Linked DNA regions of Homo sapiens: region 1 is linked to region 2. The links are chromatin loops, found by intact Hi-C in ENCODE. Cell type or tissue: endothelial cell of umbilical vein. All regions are shown on one strand. Each heading gives the region's core, and the rest is flanking DNA. Links, peaks and the distances in the headings are about the cores only.

Region 1 (2,818 bases), core at 115-2,614, 420 kb after region 2:
CAGATACCAAGAATAAGCAAGAACCCACCAGAGGGTTTTGAATCCTCCAAAAGCTAAGAACCATCCTCCAAACAAGGAATCTGGGGACCACCTGGACCAAATCTGAACTGGAACATGGACCAACTTGTTCATTCTAGCTGTGATTTCCATGACAGCTAAGCCATTATCATCAATTTCTTGGCAACAGTTGGTTAAATTAAATTTTCCATGTACTCCTCCTTCTGAGGCTTTTAATTCAGCCTTCTGAGTGGAAGTCCCAGAAGGTAAGGCTTGAGCCTCGACTACCGAGTGTTGGATCACTACTACATACCTTGCATATCGCACCCCATCTGTTATGAAACTGCTACCATCAGTGAAGTATTCAACATCTGGCCTCTCCAAGGGGGTATCTCTGAGATCTTCCCGGCTCGAGAACACTTCGTCCACCATATTTATGCAACAGTGGGGAAGGTCCTGCCAGCAGTGAGGCAACCCACTGCCCTTCCAATCGGGTTTCTCCACAGACAGCAGGGTAGCTGGGTTCAAGGTATTTATAGTCTCTAGTGTTATCTGGGGATTTTCACACAGAAGTCCTTGATACTTTAGCATTCTAGAATTGGACAGCCAACGATGTCCTCTTGGCTCCATTAAGGTGACTACAGCGTGTGGCACCCGAACTATTAACTTCTGACCTAGGGCTAGCTTGTTGGCATCTTCTATAAGGATTGTGGTAGCCACCAATGCCCTGAGGCATTGGGCCAACCTAAGGCCATGAAGGTCCAGTAAGCTACCAGCTGATGCCAACAGCCCAACAACTGAGTTAAGACTCCCACTGCCATTCCCTTTCATTCATCCACATACAAAAAGAAGGGCTTTTTTTACATCTGGCAACCCAAGTGCTGGGGCCTGGATGAGAGCTTCCTTTATATCCTTGAAGGCCTTTTCCTGTTCCTTTTCCCATAGGAGGGGCTCTCTTTCCTTTCCTTTGATAGCCTCATATAAGGGAGGAGCCTTGCTATAAGGGAGAAGTTTGGAATCCAGATTCGGCAGAATCCTGCCACACCTAGAAATTCCCTGACCTGCCACTTGTAACTGGGGTGGGCAATGCACATACAGCCTCCTTGTGTGCACTTCCAAGCCTGGGCTGGCCTTGGGATACCATGAATCATAGATATCCAACCTCTCAAAAACAGACTTTTGCCTTGTCCTTGGACACTTTATAACCAGCTTCACACAGCAGGTGAAGAAGCCTCTCTATTCCTTGGAGGCATTCCTCCCTCATGGGGACAGTGAATAACAAATCATCAATGTATTGTAATAGCACACAATTGTCACTAGGTGGTGCAAAAGCCTCAAGATCTGTGGCCAAGGCCGCCTCAAAAATGGTAGAATTTTTTTTTTTTTAAATTATACTTTAAGTTTTAGGGTACATGTACACAACGTGAAGGTTTGTTACATATGTATACATAAGCCATGTTGGTACGCTGCACTCATTAACTCATCATTTAACATTAGGCTATCCCTCCCCCCTCCCCCACCCCACAACAGACCACAGTGTGTGATGTTCCCCTTCCTGCGTCCATGTGTTCTCATTGCTCAATTCCCACCTATAAGTGAGAACATGTGGTGTTTGGTTTTTTGTCCTTGTGATAGTTTGCTGAGAATGATGGTTTCCAGTTTCATCCATGTCCCTACAAAGGACATGAACTCATAATTTTTTATGGCTGCATAGTATTCCATGGTGTGTATGTGCCACATTTTCTTAATCCAGTCTATCATTGGTGGACATTTGGGTTGGTTCCAAGTCTTTGCTATTGTGAATAGTGCCACAATAAACATACGTGTGCGTGTGTCTTTATAGCAGCATGTTTTATAATCCTTTGAGTATATATCCAGTAATGGGATGGCTGGGTCAAATGGTATTTCTAGTTCTAGATCCCTGAGGAATCGCCACACTGTCTTCCACATGGTTGAACTAGTTTACAGTCCCACCAACAGTGTAAAAGTGTTCCTATTTCTCCACATCCTCTCCAGCACCTGTTGTTTCCTGACTTTTTAATGATCGCCATTCTAACTGGTGTGAGACGGTATCTCATTGTGGTTTTGATTTGCATTTCTCTGATGGCCAGTGATGATGAGCATTTTTTCGTGTGTCTTTTGGCTGCATAAATGTCTTCTTTTGAGAAGTGTCTATTCATATCCTTCGCCCACTTTTTGATGGGGTTGTTTGTTTTTTTCTTGTAAATTTGTTTGAGTTCATTGTAGATTCTGGATATTAGCCCTTTGTCAGATGAGTAGATTGCAAAAGTTTTCTCCCATTCTGTAGGTTGCCTGTTCACTCTGATGGTAGTTTCTTTTGCTGTGCAGAAGCTCTTTAGTTTAATTAGATCCCATTTGTCAATTTTGGCTTTTGTTGCCATTGCTTTTGGTGTTTTAGACATGAAGTCCTTGCCCATGCCTATGTCCTGAATGGTATTGCCTAGGTTTTCTTCTAGGGTTTTTAAGGTTTTAGGTCTAAGATTTAAGTCTTTAATCCATCTTGAATTAATTTTTGTATAAGGTGTAAGGAAGGGATCCAGTTTCAGCTTTCTACATATGGCTAGCCAATTTTCCCAGCACCAAAAATGGTAGGAGAATTCTTAAACCCTTGCGGCAGCCTTGTCCAGGCATATTGCAATTGCCCCCACTGGCAGGCAAATATAGGCTGACTTTGGGGAGCAAGCTTCAAACAAAAGAAGGCATCCTTTAAGTCCAGACATGTGAACCACGTGGCCTCAGCAGGAATCTGTCCCAACATTGTGTAAGGGTTGGGTACTATGGCATGGATAGTCACAGTGGC
Region 2 (2,818 bases), core at 127-2,626:
ATGTAAATCAGCTTTTCTGTATTTTAATTCTCCTGTGTCTTCATAGTTGGACCAGCTAATAATTCTTACTTTGAGGAAAGAGCTCTATTTAATGGCTGTACTGATCCCTCTGTGGGAACCTTGTAGAAGCTGCAGAGAATCTGTCACCTTTCTTGAGTTAGTGGTCTTTTCATTTTGGGGTGGTTCCGAGGGTCTCTGAGGAGATAATAGAAAATAAATATAATGAGGCACAGGTACTTCTACTTCTTTTAACATTAAAAAAATTAACAAGAATAAATCAATGACCAGTGATTTCTAATTGATTTAAAGGAGTAGTAGTGTGAGGGCATGGCAAAGGCCTGAGACAACTTGAGAGGTTGAAAATTGACTTGTTGAAGACCCTGTTAATGAAATTCTTTTTTTTTTTTTCTGAGATGGAGTCTCACTCTGTTGCCCAGGCTGGAGTGCAGTGGTGCGATCTCGGCTCACTGCAACCTCTGCCTTCCGGGTTCAAGCTATTCTCTGCTTCAGCCTCCCGAGTAGCTGGGATTACAGGTGCCCGCCACCACCCCCGGCTAATTTTTGTATGTTTAGTAGAGACGGGGTTTCACCATCTTGGCCAGACTGGTCTGGAACTCCTGACCTCGTGATCCACCCGCCTTGACCTCCCAAAGTGCTGGGATTACAGGCGTGAGCCACCACGCACGGCCATCAAATTCTTTAAAAAGTGAAATTTCTTGAAAGGCTAGGGAGTAGACCAGATATCCCAGAATGAAAACCAAGGTAAAGATATTCTGCATATATAGTATTCTATTTTGAACTAGAGAAGACTTTCTACTACAGTGGGGAAGGAGAAAAATGAAGGTACATTGGGACAGAGATCTGTCAGCAACTTGGTCATAGCCAGAAAGTGTCAAAACATAGTCTCAGACCCCTTCTTCTCTCCCACTTTTTTTTTTTTTTTCTTGAGATGGAGTTTCACTCTTGTTTCCCAGCCTGGAGTGCAATGGTGCAATCTTGGCTCACTGCAACCTCCTCCTCCTGGGTTCAAGAGATTCTCCTGCCTCAGCCTCCTGAGTAGCTAGGATTACAGGCACCTGCCACCACGCCTGGCTAGTTTTTCTATTTTTAGTAGAGACGGGGTTTCACCATGTTGGTCAGGCTGGTCTCGAACTCCTGACCTTAGGCAATCCACCTGCCTCGGCCTCCCAAAGTGCTAGGATTATAGGCGTGAGCCACCGTGCCCGGCTTCTCTCTCACTTTTAACAACCAATGTTAAAAGCACTAGACTGGGAAGACTGCATTGTGTGTTCACCTTGGTTGAATAAGGCTGTTTGGCTTATTTTTCCCTTCTTTGTCGTCCTGTGAACAGATATTGCTGGTGAATTCAAAGAGCAGTTACAGGCACTGATACCGTATGTATTAAACCCATCTAAGTTAATGGAAAAGGAGATCAATGGCTCAAAGGTCACCTGTCGGGGACTACTGGAGTATTTTAAGGTAAATATGGGTTTTAGTTATTAAAATGTTTGATTTTTGGTAAAGCTGATCTCACTCGTAAATCAACTTGAATTTAAATATTTTGAAACTTAAAAATTTTCTGGGGGAGATGGTGAGAGGCATTTTCAGAGACCTTGGTGTCCTTCCAGGAGTGGGCCATTGGGTGGCAGTATCGGTCTAAGAACCAAATGGATGTTCTTTGCACTCTCTTAGAGGAGCAATTAGCTGTGACTAAAGGAAGATTGTTCCTCAAGGAAGATGGTGTGGACAGGAGGTGGTTAGGAAGTTGCTGTGAGTAGGAGGAGACGGCACCTAGATGTGACACGACTACCTCAAGGCGGATGGTCACTCTGCCCACAGGTAGTGGTGAGGCCAGCGTGCATGGGGAGCTGGATGGGAATCCTAGCCTCTGTAGGCTTGTGCTGCTTGAGAACATTTTTAGTTAACTAAAAATGCTAACATGCACTCAAAGGTGTGTGGTGTGTTTTTGCTAATTCCTGGTTGTTGACCTAAGTCTTTAGGAAAATGCAGTTGTATGGTCACTTTCTAAAAATTAAATATGAGTAAGATATGACTGAATAACATTTTATAGCAGTTTTTATGTTTATATTTTAAGGCATATATTAAAATTTATCAAGGAGAAGATCTGCCTCACCCCAAGTCCATGCTTCAGGTAAACAATGATTTGACATCCTAAACGCTACCCTTAAATTACTTGAGTTGACCTGTATACAATAAGCAGAGTTCTTTAGGAAGAGAATGCACTTTTTCTCCTTTTTCATCATGCTGAGGTCTGTTAATTTTTTTTTAGCACATTTTGCAGTAGTGTGGCGACCTTTTCTAGTTCACTTGTTTGTATTCATGGTGGTACAGTTAAAACGAAATGGCCTCTCCTCACTGGGCCTAGTCTTTTCACCAAACACACTTTGGGAAGCACAGTTTATTATACGTGGTTGAAACATACCCACCATGTTAGACAAGCAAGTTCTTGTCATCTGTTGTTTATTTTTTTTATTTTTATATAATTTCTAATTTATTATTTTTTTGAGACAAGAGTCTCACTCTTGCCAAGGCTGGAGTGCAGTGGCACAATCTTGGCTCACCGCAACCTCCACCTCCTGGGTTCAAGTGATTCTTATACCTCAGCCTCCCGAGTAGCTGGGATTATAGGCATGTACCACCATGCCTGGCTAATTTTTGTATTTTTTAATAGAGATCGGTTTAGCCATGTTGCCCAGGCTGGTCTCCAACTCCTGGACTCAAGCAATCCGACCGTCTTGGCCTCCCAAAGTGCTGGGATTATAGGGGTGAGCCACCATGCCTGGCTATAATTTTTTTA

Evidence for each region. A loop is a pair of places that touch in the nucleus more often than their neighbours do. Peaks named below come from ENCODE experiments on the same cell type or tissue, not always from the same donor. Only the 100,000 strongest peaks of a DNase experiment are listed, where the experiment ranks them.
Region 1: it touches region 2 in a loop (4-fold over the local background); 2 of 110 quality-filtered maps call a loop at or near these places.

What each region holds. Positions count from the first base shown.
Region 1 is chr11:63,211,370-63,214,187 of GRCh38, reverse strand. The region is part of intron 7 of SLC22A25 (solute carrier family 22 member 25); the gene reads left to right. Among named protein-coding and RNA genes, the nearest start is that of SLC22A25, 31 kb to the left of the region's middle. In endothelial cell of umbilical vein, for the core only: a CTCF peak has its summit at 1,290 (motif pointing right); no DNase peak of the experiment used is centred there; H3K27me3 peaks cover 50 bases.
Region 2 is chr11:63,634,868-63,637,685 of GRCh38, reverse strand. ATL3 (atlastin GTPase 3) reads left to right here. Exons shown (of 13, transcript NM_015459.5): 9 at 1,352-1,479; 10 at 2,096-2,152. It overlaps LNCROPM (lncRNA regulator of PLAAT3 mediated phospholipid metabolism), which reads right to left. Exons shown (of 4, transcript NR_199012.1): 2 at 1-195. Among named protein-coding and RNA genes, the nearest start is that of LNCROPM, 20 kb to the right of the region's middle. In endothelial cell of umbilical vein, for the core only: a CTCF peak has its summit at 1,623 (motif pointing right); a DNase peak (open chromatin) is centred at 1,655.